2 separate regions of the Homo sapiens genome follow, and region 1 is linked to region 2. Evidence: read pairs that join two places in POLR2A ChIA-PET (ENCODE). Cell type or tissue: endothelial cell of umbilical vein. All regions are shown on one strand. Each heading gives the region's core, and the rest is flanking DNA. Links, peaks and the distances in the headings are about the cores only.

Region 1 (7,597 bases), core at 1,069-6,068, 120 kb after region 2:
TGGTTGCTCTGATCTTCCCCTGTGTGTAACCTGAGAAAGTTTCCTAGGTGGTACCTGTCATGTGCCAATCACCAACTCACTCCCAAATAGAAGAAAGAATTCTTCTGTCATCTCCACAGAGTAAATGTGTTGCTTTTTATATCTCTCTAGTAGTTTGAACTATGCATTTTCTTTTGGGGGCTATTCTCATTGATGACTGTTTTGTTCTAGGTGACTAGTTCATTCAGGTGACAATTAGACACCTGCTCTCTGCTAGGAACCAGGGATATTTTCTGTCTTTCACAAAGAGACAAACTGTCCTTTTACATGGAGGACATGCATGGAGATTAAAGTCTATCCTTTTATTTAATAAGATGTATTAACATGTAGCCATTCAACTGGCTTGTTCTAACCTTCTCCTTCAAAAAAGCAAAGTTCTCTGATTGAATAAATGACTGCGGAGTCAAAGTATAAATGACTCAATAGAATCCTTCAGACTTGAGCTTCTTGGCTGCCATTGTTCTCTTACAGGTAATTTTAGGTAAGATAGCCCATCAATAGAGTACCCTGAGTTTCTTGGTTTGCACAATTACTTAATATTATACCATAGAGTATTTCTAAAAAGTCCCAACTAAGATAGAATTTCTGAGATACTTTCTCTTTATTACTGAACATGTGAATATTTTCTTTTCACTGAGGGTTTTCTGCCTAGCAGTTAATAATCTGTCAGTAAACACTCAGACAGTTTTGAAGCTCTCATTTATGACAGGAGGGAGAATTTTATAATACAAATAGATCCTATCTTTTCCCCTGTTGTAAGGTTGATGAAAACATTCTTTTCTTTCTTTTTTTTTTTTTTTTTTTTTTTGAGATGGCATTTAGCTCTTGTTGCCCAAGCTGGAGTGCAATGGCACGATCTTGGCTCACTGCAACCTCCACCTCCCGGGTTCAAGCAATTCTCCTGCCTCAGCCTCCAGAATAGCTGGGATTACAGGCACGTGTCACCATGCCCAGCTAATTTTTTATATTTTTAGTAGAAACAGGGTTTCACCGTGTTGGCCAGGCTGGTCTTGAACTCCTGACCTCAGGTGATCTGCCTGCCTCGGCCTCCCAAGGTGCTAGGATTACAGGCGTGAGCCACGGTGCCTGGCCAAAAACATTTTTCATGAAAACATTGCTGCCAAAGTGAAACACATTTGCAAGTACGACAGATAGATATTGGGGAGTTAGTGACTTGATAGTTAATGTTTAGTGAGTTTTGGATTACTGTTCCCAGATCAGAAGCAGGTTCCCATAGATTTGAGTAAGTGGCTTAAATTATTGGGTAAACTACGAATTCCAGAAGAAATCTCATTGTCCCTGGGCCTGGTGGCTGTTTTACAGATGTAGATGAATGCCAGCCAAGCCGATGTCACCCTGACGCCTTCTGCTACAACACTCCAGGCTCTTTCACGTGCCAGTGCAAACCTGGTTATCAGGGAGACGGCTTCCGTTGCGTGCCCGGAGGTAAGGTGGTGGGACATCTGGAGTCGGTAGCCCATTGCCCTGTCCATGAATGCAGAGCACATGGCCCATTGCCCTGTCCATGAATCCAGAGCACATGGCCCGTTGCCCTGTCCATGAATCCAGAGCACATGGCCCGTTGCCCTGTCCATGAATCCAGAGCACATGGCCCATTGCCTGCCCTGTCCATGAATCCAGAGCACATGGCCCTGGGAGAGAAGGTGAGGCGGGAAAGTAGGAGGCTCCATGGAGAGTTCTAAGGGTTGTTGAGGTGGGAGATCAGAGCATGGACTGCAATGTAGAGCATTCTTTGAAATGGTAGAACATCAGGTGGGAACATTGCCTATAATCCCAATACTTTAGGAGGCCGAGGTGGGTGGATCACTTGAGGTCAGGAGTTCGAGATCAGCCTGGCCAACATGGCAAAACCCCCTCTCTACTAAAAATACAAAAATTAGTCAGGCGTAGTGGCTTGTGCCTGTAATCCCAGCTACTACGGAGGCTGAGGCATGAGAATCACTTGAACCTGGGAGGCAGAGGTTGCAGTGAGCTGCAATTGAGCCACTGTAGTCCATCCTGGGTGACAGAGTGGGACTGCCTCAAAAAAAAAAAAAAAAGAAAAAAAAAGAATATATTTGACACCTTAGACTGGAGTTAACCAGTTGTGTTATTTATTTTTAATTACTGCTGCTGTTGTTGGTCAGATATATTCATGCCACTATAAATGTTTTCAATTAGAGATAAGTAAACATTTTCATCCCATCGCTTTTTAAGCAGTTAAAAACTTTAAATAACCATCCCCTTCACTAGCCTGTGAGCACATTGAGGACCTGTGAGCTCATTGAGGACCTGTGAGCTCATTGAGGGTGGTGCAGGTACACTTTTTTTTTTGTATGTTTCCAGTACCCAGTGGAGTGTTTGGTATATGGTGGGGCTCACAGCTATTTACAGCTGTTGAAGAAATAAATGAATGCATCAGCTCCATTCCTACAACAGCATTTGAAAATATTTGTTTATCTTCACTCTCACTAAGACTAGTTTTTAGAGTAGTTGTCTATCAAAAAAGAGAAAATATCAGATTAAGATTTAAATTTTGATGTATAGTAGCATATATCGTTAGTCTAAATTATTTTCTTCTGCTTAAAATGGGGCTTAGCAAACTATGGCCCATGGGCCAAATCTGGCTGTCTGTTTTTGTAAATAAAGTTTTATTGGAACACAGCCATGCTTATGTATAGTCTATGGCTGCTTTCGTGTTACAAAGGCCGAGTTCAGTAGTTGTGACAGAGACTGTAAGCTCTGCACAGCCTAAAAAGCATAAATAGGCTGGGTGCCATGGCTCTCGCCTGTAATCCTAGCATTTTGGGAGATCGAGGTGGACAGATTACTTGAGTCCAGGAGTTTGAGAGACCGGCCTGGGCAACATAGCGAGACCCTGTTTCTACAAAAAATAGAAAAATTAGCTGGGTGTGGTGTGGCACACCTGTAGTCCTAGCTCCTCGGGGGGCTGAGGTAGGAAGATTGAGCCAGGGAGATCAAGGCTGCAGTGAGCCAAGATCACTCTACACCCCATCCTGGGTGACAGAGTGAGATTCTGTCTCAAAAAAAAAAAAAAAAAAAAAAGTATAAATAGCCTACTATGTGGGCTCTTGACAGAAAAAGTTGCTGACTCCTGGCTTCGATAAACCTAGGCAAGGCAACCTTTTGTTCCTGAAATTATGGGAACAAATACCACTACTCATAGATTTTAATAGGCAGGTTACATAGAGAAGAGTTTATGATCATTTGAGTCAACACATTCCAGCTACTATTAACAATGACTAATATTCATTATTTCCTCAGTCTTGCTTCACATCTCCAGTTTAAAGAGAAGCAGATGTTTCCAATTTTGTTTTTTTGTTTTTTTAACCTGACTTTTTGTCCCCTCTTGAAAACTCTGTTGACTAAACAGAAACAGATCCAGGCGTGTAGGCTGGAATCTAAAGATGGGACAAAGTTAAAACCAATAAGGGCTGCTTGCCAGGATTGTTTAGATATTGGATCTTGTTCCCTTAAGAAGTTTAACATTTGGTTATATACTGGAGAGAGTGTTCACTAGAAACGTGTAAGAATGTTCATTGAGTTTTGTTTGTAATAGAAAAAAATATAAATGACTGCAAACAAGAGGAACAAACAGATGACTGTTGGTATAATCCATACAATGAAATGACATAAAACAGTTAAAATGAATGAACTAGAGTTCAGGGGTAAGTCTCAAAAGCGTAATGTTGAGCAAAAGAAATTATAAAAGGATATGTATAGCATGGCCCCATGTGTATAAAACATAAGCCTATGTGAAAATATACCTACATGTGTTATGTTATGTACATACATAAGAAAGCTACAACATGCATAGTGAATGAGAAATGAAAAGTTCAGGGCAGAGGTTACCTCTATAATGGGAGAGAGGGAATTGGGACTGGGGAGGGTTACATGGTGTGTCTTAGTCTGTTTGGGGCTGCTCTGGCAAAATACCATAGACTGGGAGTTTATAAACAACAGAAACTTGTTTCTCATAGTTCTGAAGGCTGGAAAGTCTGAGATCGACGTGCTGAGAAGTTGAGTGTCTGGCGAAGGCTCACTTCCTAGTTCACAGACGGCCAGACATCTTTCTGCAAAGTCCTTATATGGTAGAAAGGGCAAGAGGTCTCTTTGGGGACGCTATTATAAGGGCACCACTAAGGCCATTCATTAGGGCCCCCCTTTCATGACCTAGTCACCTGCTGGTGGCCTCACCCCCAATGCCATCACCTTGGGAGTTAGGATTTCAGTACGTGGATTTGGGAGGGACATAAACATTCACATTGCAGCACAAGAGCTGCGTCTGCGTTTCTAATGTTTTATTTCTCAGTCGGAATATGAATACACATATTTTCATCATATTATTCTAAATTGTATATGACTAAAATACTTTATGAAGACTGGACACAGTGGCTCATGCCTGTAATCCCAGCATTTTGGGAGGCCAAGGTGGGTGGATCACCTGAGGTGGGGAGTTCAAGACCAGCCTGACCAACACGGAGAAACCCCGTCTCTACTAAAAATACAAAATTAGCCAGGTGTGGTGGTGCATGAATGTAATCCCAGCTACTTGGGAGCCTGAAGCAGGAGAATCACTTGAACCTGGGGGGCAGAGGTTGCGGTGATCCGAGATCACGCCGTTGCATTCCAGCCTGGGCAACAAGAGCAAAATCCCGTCTCAAAAAAAAAAAAAAAATTAGCTGGGCGTGGTGGTGCATGCCTGTAATCCCAGTTACTCAGGAGGTTGAGGCAGGAGAATAGCTTGAGCCCAGGAGGCGGAGGTCACAGTAAGCCAAGATTGCACCACTGCACTCCAGCCTGGGTGACAGAGAAAGACTCCATCTCTAAATAATAAATAAATAAATAAATACTTTATGAAACATTACACAGAGAAAAATAATGCATAGTGTCATCTGGTCTCCTGGTGCCTATCATAGTAAAGGACAGGGATCATACAGCACTTATTTGGTACTTACTGTATACAGAAGGGGCTAGTTTCCAAAAGAAAACTAAACTGGCTTTGAAGGTGAGCCAGTGAAGATCATGGCTACTGAAATGTCAACTGATGACAGACAAACTACGAGAAATTGCGATTTGTTCCTCTTTGTCTTCTGCACGCTGCTCCACACCCTGTGTATGGATTGTGAAGTTAGTTTAGTGGCTTGCTGTTCTCACTTTCTTTTAAATGGCATGTTGAAATAGCAAACAATAATCTAGAAAATATCAGAGTGAGGAGAATATATGTAGTAGGAGTAAGTATTGTTTCATGAAGCAATACTTGTATGTATGTTTGTGTATGTGCATGGGTGAGTGCATGCCAGCATGTGTGCGTGTGTGTGTGCACATGTGTATGCGTGTCTAAGTGTGCATGGGCTGGTGTACTGGGATGCTGAGTAAAATCTGTTTCTTTCTATGGGTCATGGTTAGAAGTTAGAAAGCCACCATATTAGTTCTCTATTGTTGCATAACAAATCATCCCCAAAGTTAGCCACTTAAAACAATGAACATTTATTTTCTCACAGTTTCTGTGCGTCAGGAGTTCAGGAGCAGCTTTCCTGGGTGGTCCCTGGACCCAGGGACTCTCATGAGGTTGCTGCTGAGACATTAGTCGGGGCTGTGGTCTTCTGTGATGGCAAAGAAGGATCCCTGCTGAAGGACCCGCATGGTTGTCAGCAGGCCTCAGTTCCTCGCGACATGGGTCTCTCTACAGGGATGGCTAAGTGTCTTCAAGATCTAGCAGCTGGCCCCCTCCACAGCAAGTCAAAGGAGAGAGAGAGAGAGAGAAAGAGAGACTGACCAAGATGGAAGCCACAGTCTTTTATAAACGAATCTTGGAAGTGACAAGTATCGCTTCTGTTGATACCATCAGTCTCGGGCCATCCCTCTTGCAGTGTGACAGGGGTCTGCCCAAGTATGGAAGACCAGGCAGTGGGGAGAATGAGGGCCATCTTGGAGGTCGGCCACCATAGCCACTGACCCTGACCTTGCCTGGACAACATCTGAGGGAATGTAACTGGCTAGGTTTTTGTAACATAGGGGAGTTTATTAGAGGATCAAAGAGAGGCATTAAATGTCTTGGGCTAGAAATGTAAAACCTGGTCCAGGAGTTTAAGAACACCCTGGACAACATAGCAAGACCCCATCTCTATCAAAAAATTTAAAACTTCTAGGCATGGCATTTAAAAATTAGCACACACCTGTAGTTCCAGCTATTCACAAGGCCGAGGCAAGAGCATCACTTGAGCCTGGGAGTTCAAGGCTGCAGTGAGCTATGATCGTGCCCCTGCACTCTAGCCTGGGGTGACAGAGCTAGACCCTTTCTCCAAAAAAATTTAAAAATAATAAACAAAATGAAGCTTTCCCTCAACCCTGCATCCCTCTCTCACTGCCATCCCCTCCCCATCCTTCCCTTTATAGTTTAACTCTTCATCAAGGTTGTCTGGAATTGCTGCCTCCACTTCCTCCTCTCTCATCTTCCATTTTTTTTCCTATCTTTATATTGTAAAAATAAAACATAGATGCAAGCAATATGTAGTTCAAGGAGTTACTCTAAGGTGAGCCTGGTTGTCACTACCACTCAGATCTTGAAGTAGAGCTTTACCAGCAGCCCCAGGAGCCCCACCTGCCCCAATCATAGCCTCCTCTCTCTCCTCAAAAGCAACCACTAACCTGGCATCTGTAGTTGTCTCTTCCTTGCATTTCTAATAGCTTTATCACACTTGAGTGCATTCCTAGTCATTGTAGGTTTGGTGCTGCTCATTTTTCTATCTATAGTTTTCTTCTCCATCCCTTTCCTTTCCTTGCATTTGGTCTGTTGAAGAACCCATGCCTTTAGATCTGTAGTTTCCCACAGTCTGGATCTTGCTGATTGCACACTCATTGTACAGCACTACACACTCCTTTGTCCTCTAAATTGTCTGCAGATTGTCAGATGCTTGATCAGACTTAGGTTCAATCCTTTTGGCAAGACAATAGGTGGTGGTGTGATCTTTCATCGGGAGTGTATGTCTGCTTGTCTCACTTTTTGTGATGTTAGGAGCTATTGATGATTACTGCCTAGACCCATTAATTTCTAGGGAGGGTCAAATGGTGATATTCTAATTTCATCATTACTTTCTCATTTATTCATTGGAATTCATGCTCATTATTACCTGGGTCCACTCATTTCTAATGGGGGGGAGCAAAATGGTGATAGTCTAATTCTATTCACTGCAATGAAATAACAGCTAAAACTGTATTTGTAATTTGGAAGTAGAGAGGTAGCTTTATTCGGTATATGGGTGGAGAAGCAGAGGACAGTCAGTCTCCCAAGAGAAAAATAAAGCAAGTGAGTGACAAGGAGACAGGAGCTCTTAGTTCCTGACAGTTGTCTATTTCTGGTTCCAGTCCCTTTTCTGATTCACATGACATAACTATATTTTCATAATAAATTCTTCCTTTGGGTTTAGGTTAAGTCAGAGTGGTTCCTGTTACTTTAGTTAAAGAACTTTGACAGTGAGGGCACTGTGCACATTTATGATGATATTATTACTATTAGAAAGTGCAGGCTGGATAA
Region 2 (7,597 bases), core at 1,508-6,507:
TGAAAGTCATCAAAAGTCCTAGGTTTTCAGACTGTGTGCCTTGAACTAGAATTTCAGCCCTTGCTATTTGCTTCTCAAGCTAGAATCAACCACTTTTCCCCACAGCTCTTAAATTCTTTGTGTCCCTCATACTGCTGTCTAGCAGCATCACTCTGTTTCTGAAAACTTTAATGTCAATGGAATCTTCATTGTCCTGGGTTACCTTTACCGCAAGTGACCACAAATGACAATTTATGCCATGAACCGTCTTAACACTATCTGAATTTTCATTTTCCTCCAGCTCAACCAGACCAGATAACCAAGCTCAAATTCTCACCATTCTCTGAGAGTATGTGGCTACCAATACTCCCGGTGTCTATTTCTATATTTCCCAGAGTTCTTGGTTGCAAGCAACAGAAGTAAGATTTGGTTAATTTAAGCAGAAAAAGAATTCATTAAAAGGCACATTATGTGGTTCACAAAATCTCCAAGAGTGCTGGAGGAGCTTGGAGATTAAGAAGAAGGAATGATACCCAAAGTGATGCTGCAGGACTGGTTCTAGAATAATATCACTGCCCCTACCACTGGCTCTGATACTAGTAGTTTGCCCCACAGGAAATACTAGTGCTGGACACTGGAAATTGCCTGTATCAGTTAGGCAAGAAGAAAGTTGCAAGTAACAGAAAATCTGTCTAATAATAGATTAATAGTAAATGTTTGTCTTTCTTACATATCTGGATGTCAGTTGTTGCAAGCATTGATTCAACCATTTAAAAAATCTGTGAGGGATCCTGGCCCTATCTGTCTTTCTTCTCTATCATCCTTAGCATATTGGCTTTAATCTTCAGAGTTGTCCTCTCGTGGTTGCAAGATGGCTGCTCTAGCTCCAGCCATCACATTTGCATTCAAGGCAGAAATTGGAAGAAGACAGAAAGAGTGACTCCTATGTCAGGAGGACAAGGTTTTACCAAAAAATCCCAAGTCAGGCCTCCACCTACATCTTTTGGGCCAGAAGTGTGCCATAAGCCATCTAGAGCTATAAGGGAAGCACTCATTTGGCACATCCAGCCTCTATAGTAGGGACAGGCAAAGGGAAGAGGTTACAAAGGGTTTTGGATAAATGAATCCGTCTCTAGAGTAGATTATGCAGTCCATGCTTCCTTAAGTCACACTCTTCCAATTCAAAGTCTGGAGCAGGGGCGTTTGATTAGCAGAGTCTAGACCATGTGCTCTCATCTTAGCAAGGGTGGCTGGGAGCATGACTCCCTGGCATCTGCCGCTTCTATGGTGGAAGCTTCCACTTCATTCTCTTCAAGTAGGGAATTTCCCAGGTGGAGAAAGGGAGTGCCCGTGCTGGAAGTCCAGATGGGGACAAATACTTTTCCATACTGTTACAGATCTTCCCAGATTATTTTATGCGTGTTGTTAAAAGTTGAAAATTGGTCGGGCGTGGTGGCTCATGCCTGTAATCCCAGCACTTTGGAGGCCAAGGCGGGTGAATCACCAGAGGTCCAGAGTTCAAGACCAGTCTGGCCAACATGTCTGTTTTGTAAAGACCTGTCTTTACAAAAATACAAAAATCACCTGGGCATGATGGTGGGTGCCTGCAGTCCTAGCTACTCGGGAGGCTGAGGCAGGAGAATCGTTTGAACCCTGGAGGTGGAGGTGGCAGTGAGCCGAGATCGCACGATTACACTTCAGCCTGGGTGACTGAGCGAGACTCCATCTCAAAAAAAAAAAAAAAGTTGAAAATTCACGTTTTGGAAAATGTACATCACATTTGCATGAGATTATCTTTTTTATTATCTGTCCTCAGGAATTCTTTTCTATTTCCTTTGAAATATTTAGGGAGTGAAAAGAAGGCAAGCTAAAGACAGAATTCCTGTTCTGCAACTTGGCTGGTCTCTGAGATCAGGCTACCAACAGGCATCTCTTGCAGCTCCAAACCTCCTACCCTGCCTCTATACTGCTCAGGAATCCAGGAACCCCCAGTGTGAAGCTCCTCCAAGTCTGCTGACAGCAGCATGCAGGATACCCCTCCCAGAGTTTATTATAGAGAATCCCACTGGGGCTAGCTGCTTGAATTAAGATCTGATTTGTATTTTATGACTGGAGGGATGAAAACAGTCTAACACAGATTTATGGTGATAGTTGCAAGGCTTGGTGAATTTACTAAAAATCGATGACTTGTGTACTTGAAATGAGCGAACAGACCCCTCCCACACTTCCTGCCCAATAAAACGTATCTGTCTGTGTTCTGCTTCAGAGGACTAGAATTTCCAAGGTGGCGAGTAGCTTGTTTCGACAACCAAATCTGTGCTAGTATTTCCCTGGGAAGGAATACTTTGTACCATTTGGTTCTGCTGATTCCAGCTATAGAAATAAATTATCATTAGGAACCATATAACCAGTCATAGCCTGCTCAATCTAGAATATTAATAGAGGCCCCCAGAAAAAACAACTCTAGCCAGAAGGAATGTCAGTCAACTAAGGAGTGCAGGCCCCTTAAAAAATGGAAACCTTGACCTAATAGCAGAGAATCCCATCATCAGGCTGGACTTATTTATATTCATAGTTGTACATTGTTAGAGGAAACTACCTCAGCAGTTACAGTAGAATTCTAAAAATTCAAGCTTTGAAAACTTAGTGTCATGTGGCTCTTAGTCTCTGAATTCTGCCCATAAAAGACTTTTTGTTTGCTCTAGGCAATGACAAGTCCTGCTTCACCAAACCTAAAGTGATAGAAACACAGAGTTATCTCTTCACTTCCAAGATCAGCACATATTAGGTGTTGGATTCATAACTGAATGAACAACTGATTCACTGGCTGGAGTTTTTGTTCTTAGCCACTCAGGACAGAGTCTACGTTTTTTGTGAGTTTTTTGGTTTAAGTCACAATCTTAAAATTTGAATGCTAAGAGTTTCAAAGGTTTTAGGAATGCTGAGATTCAAGGAGTAGGTAAGATAGCATACGTGATAAGTAGGGTTTTACAAGCTAAGATTATTCTTGTGTAAAAGCCAGGAGTGTTTTGAAAGTTCCTATTTTAACTAACGAATTGTACTTTTTCTAAGATATACGTGAATTTTATGCCTATTTTATGCTCTCGTGTTTGTGATTCCTAAACTGAAGGACCATTAAGCATATCAGACTTTTTAAAAACATTATCAAATCAAAGTTCACTCATTTCAAAGTGTATAAGTCAGTGATTTTCAGTAACTTCACCAAGTTGTGCAACTATCGCCATAAATCTGTCTTAGACTGTTTTCATCCCTCCGGTCAAAAGATAAAAATCAGATTTTAATTCAAGCAGGTAGTTCCAGTGGGATTCTTTATAATAAACTCCAAATCGAGGACAATCCTTAACTAGTACCTAAGCAAACAGGCAGATGGTGTAGCCCTTCTAGAGTTGCTCAGAAATGCTCTCTTAATGATTCAATAATTTCATTAAAACTTTGGTATTATTAAGTGGATCTGTGACAAAAAAGGAAATTTAGTCTAAAAGGTCAAGAACATAGACTATTTCCTATTCACCTGGAAACAGAATGAAATTGTTACTATAAATGAATCCTAAGAAGCATCTTAACATCATAACCTCAGCCGGGCGTGGTGGCTCACGCCTGTAATCCCAGCACTTTGGGAGGCCGAGGTGGGTGGATCACGAGGTCATTAGTTTGAGAACAGCCTGGCCAAAATGGTGAAACTCCCTCTCTACTAAAAATACAAAAATTAGCCAGGCGTGGTGGTGTGCACCTGTAATCCCAGCTACTCAGGAGGCTGAGGCAGGAGAATCGTTTGAACTCGGGAGGCGGATGTTGCAGTGAGCTGAGATCAAGCCATTGCACTCCAGCCTGGGTGACATAGCAAGACTCTGTTCCCCCCACCCAAAAAAAAAAAAACAACATAATTTCCTGCTCCAGGAAAGTCATAGTGAGTGGTTTGCTCAAGTTTCGGAGGGGAAAATTAGATCCAGTGCTTACCAGGAGTTCTTGCAAAGGCATTTAAGCTGCCTGATAACGTTCAGTGTTCTTCCTAATTGGTTCCCATTTTCATCTCCAGAAAAGGCAGTGTTTCAAGGAGCTCATGCAGAAAGAGGTGGCTGGTTGTACCCACAGAACTTCATTACATCAAAGGGACTGAGAACTGACCAGATCTTGCTTTCAGGAGTATAACATTCACGCACTGCAGGGAAAATTAGCTATTATGGGTGTCCCTGGGCACACAACATGTATAGCTATTGATAGAATTGAAATCTCCAGGCTTCGGTGAACTATGCAAGAAAGGCTTTACCTATGGCCCCAGGGCAGGGCAAAAGGAATGAAGGTGAGGGACACGTTGAAAGCAGTGCTGAGAAAGCAGTTCCAGAGGCCAGGCCAGATCCAGTTTTTGTGGGGCCTGCAACCTTCTTCAATACTAGAGATCCTCTTTAAGGAAAGAAAAAATAAAATTACATATGCAAAATTTAATACTAAAGTAAATATTTATTTAGAACAAGAAATTTATTTGGAACAAATTACAAAGTTTCAGACGCTGACCAATACTACACATATCACAAAACTCAGAAGAATAATGCAATGTTTTTGCTTAGTAATTGCCCGAGGTTCCTCTGCATTTTTTTTGGCTGTATACCCCTCTTAATATAAGAATGATTCTGCACACCTGTAGTCCTAGCTACTTGGGAGGCTGAGGTTGGAGGATCACTCCAGCCCATGAGTTCGAGGCCATAGTGAGCTATAATCATGCCACGGCACTCCAGCCTGGGCAAACAAATGAGACCCTGTCTCTAAAAATAAAAATAAAAATAAAAAATAAAACAAATGACAACAGAAAGAATAATTCTGTAATAATATCTTTCCGTAGAGGGAATAGGAAGATACTTCTTTCCTCTTGCACAATTGATCACACCTTGTTTTTGTTATTAAGGTTCAGGAGAGTTTGTTTCAGCTTTGCAACTCGTTGTTAGCCTTGTAGATTCTTACGGTTGTTTTCAAGCTTGAGGACATTGTGATGAATGAACTTTTCTTTCATTTATGGTTCATAAGCTTTCAGAACATTTCAAGTTTTCTTGTGCAGCAACTAATCTTAAATAGTCTTTGAGTTGACACTCATTACCCAGTTTATTGTGGTGTCCGTGTCCTGGCATAGTATGAGTTTTAAGTAATCTTCATATTTCAGGCACAGCCTGCAGAAAGGGAAAACAAAGGCTACCCCATAAAGAATGCAGGCCAGCACTTGGGGCCCAAGGAACTTGGCCACACCCAGAGCACCATTTGCATTTTTCCTCTGCTCGGCAGAGCACAGTGACTGCTTTGTGCTCAGAGAGGGGAGAAAGACCTCTGTGCCCACAGCACAAGCGAAGGCCTTCTTGGGACGAGAGCCATCCTGTGTCTTCTCATCTGGACACTAGGGGACAAAGGGAGAGAAAGGAGGCAGGAAGGCAAGCCAAGGGGCCCTGCTAGTGGGAGCTTTCTGAGCTCTGGGAGATCCAGGTCTTGGCTAGTAGGATTTGGCCAGCAGAGGCCCCGCTTCAGACAGATGCCCTGGGAATAGACGGACCCTACTAGAGTAGACAGAGAACTTAAACTTGGTCCAAGAGCACCTGGAAGCAGATTCTTAAGAAAGTGCTTCTTAGTTGTGCTCTCAATGTGGGAAAACAGCAGGGATTGCAATTTCAAAAGGAATAATGCTGGATCTCATACTGGGAAATCAACCAAAAGGAATCAGCAGAACAGGGTAGGGGAAAGCCCGGGTCTTGCAGGGCTTTTCCCAGGAGAACTGGAATTATAGGTGCTCAGAAGCAATTTGGAGAGTCAGTGGATGGCTGAGTGGCTGCTCTGCTCTGCACACGATCACAGCACAAAGCCCCACTGTGGCTGCAGCAGCCATGGCCTGACTCACATATGCTGCCTCAGCACGTTCTGGGCCATGGGAATATTGCCAGCCTTCTGCTTTGACAACCTCCACAACCAAGCCTCAGGGCGATCCTCTATGGCCGTCTGATGACAGCCCACCACCAGGTTACAGCAGCAGCCTGCACAGTCCCCTGTCAGCGAGCTGGGTGAGTTTCTGGAGCGGGCTGGGACCCCAGAGAATGAGGCAGGCCACTGGCAGGCGGATGCCAGCTACTGAGGTGAGAAATGGGTCGCTCTGAGCTTTGCTGGGATGCACAAGTGCTGTGCTTCACTGATGTACTGTAAGCACAGCCTTGTCAGTACCCACCGCTCTTCCTGTCCAGACTAGGCCATCAACCTCACAGAGCTACTGCGAAAATGAAATAAAATAATGCATGTAAGTGCCTAGCCCTACATCTAGAACATGAGAGCCCACCAATTGGGAGCCACGAATGGTGCTGATCCTGACAGTTTAACGGTGGTGACAGAAGACCTTGGGCTGTTCTTACATTATTGGTGACAGATAGATGCTGGTCTGTCTCACTCTTTATCTCTCTGCCCCTTATAACAACTAACTTGGGGCTGGGCACAGTGGCTCAGGCCTGTAATGCCAGCACTTTGGGAGGCCAAGGTGGGCGGATCACCTGAGGTCAGAAGTTCGAGCCCAGCCTGGCCAACATAGCGAACCCTATCTCTACTAAAAATACAAAAATTAGGCCGGGCATAGTGGCTTACATCTGTAATCCCAGCACTTTGGGAGGCCGAAGTGGTTAGATCACTTGAGGTCAGTAGTTGGAGACCATCCTGGCCAACATGGTGGAACCCCGTCTCTACTAAAAATACAAAAATTAGCCAGGCATGGTGGTGTGTGCCGGTAATCCCAGCTACTTAGGAGGCTAAGGCAGGAGAATCGCTTGAACCTGGGAGGCAGAGGTTGCAGTGAGACGAGATCCCGCCACTGCACTGCAGCCTGGGCAACGGAGCGAGACTCCGTCTCAAAACAAACAAACAAACAAACAAACAAAAAACAAAAATAACAAGTGACTCAGCCACGCATGGCCCTGAAATGAGCAGTCACTTACTAGGTGCAACATTTCCCAGCTCCGGGACTGAGAATCACAGGATTAAGATGGAAAGAAGGAAGTATACAATTAGGGAGGGCTCAAATGACAAGTAGGAACTAGGAATGTAAAAAGATTTGGTACACAGAAAAGTAGGGGGTCAGATAGCATAGCCTGTGTGAGCTGCGAGGACTGAGAGCAAGCAGGTTTTGGAGAACCCTAAGAAGGTCAGACCATAAGAGGCAGAGGGGGAGGAGGACCACAGATTGGAGTTAAGCCAACCAAACAAGCAAACGAACCAAAAACAACCATTTTTAAGGTGTTAGAATTGAACACTTTAACACACAGTATTTTGTTCATCCGTAAACATGTCTTTATTAATGTATAATTATTGTTCTCTCTGTCTAACAGACGATTAAAGGAAGCTCAGGGTTAGGGACCTTCCCTAAAGCCACACAGCTAACTGAGGTCAGAGCTGGCCCAGAAAGCCTCATGTCTAGCTCTGAGCCACAGGGCAACGTGGCCCAAAAAGCCCAGTGAGGACCCACCACTTCCGCCAACCTGGGATGACAACAGCCAATTCCACGGCCATAGTAGTGGCCCCTGGAGCTGATGACCTTACGAACTGCAGTTCCCCCTGCTGCCCTTTCTGGCTGGTGTCCTTCAAT

What was found. Peaks named below come from ENCODE experiments on the same cell type or tissue, not always from the same donor. Only the 100,000 strongest peaks of a DNase experiment are listed, where the experiment ranks them.
Region 1: POLR2A ChIA-PET joins it to region 2 with 6 read pairs; 2 of 35 experiments call an interaction of 5 or more read pairs at or near these places.

The regions. Positions count from the first base shown.
Region 1 is chr1:236,005,809-236,013,405 of GRCh38, reverse strand. It overlaps NID1 (nidogen 1), which reads left to right. Exons shown (of 20, transcript NM_002508.3): 12 at 1,363-1,485. Among named protein-coding and RNA genes, the nearest start is that of LINC02768, 37 kb to the right of the region's middle. In endothelial cell of umbilical vein, for the core only: no CTCF peak of the experiment used is centred there; a DNase peak (open chromatin) is centred at 3,385; H3K27ac peaks cover 1,658 bases.
Region 2 is chr1:236,127,257-236,134,853 of GRCh38, reverse strand. No RefSeq gene overlaps it. Among named protein-coding and RNA genes, the nearest start is that of GPR137B, 11 kb to the left of the region's middle. In endothelial cell of umbilical vein, for the core only: no CTCF peak of the experiment used is centred there; no DNase peak of the experiment used is centred there; H3K27me3 peaks cover 153 bases.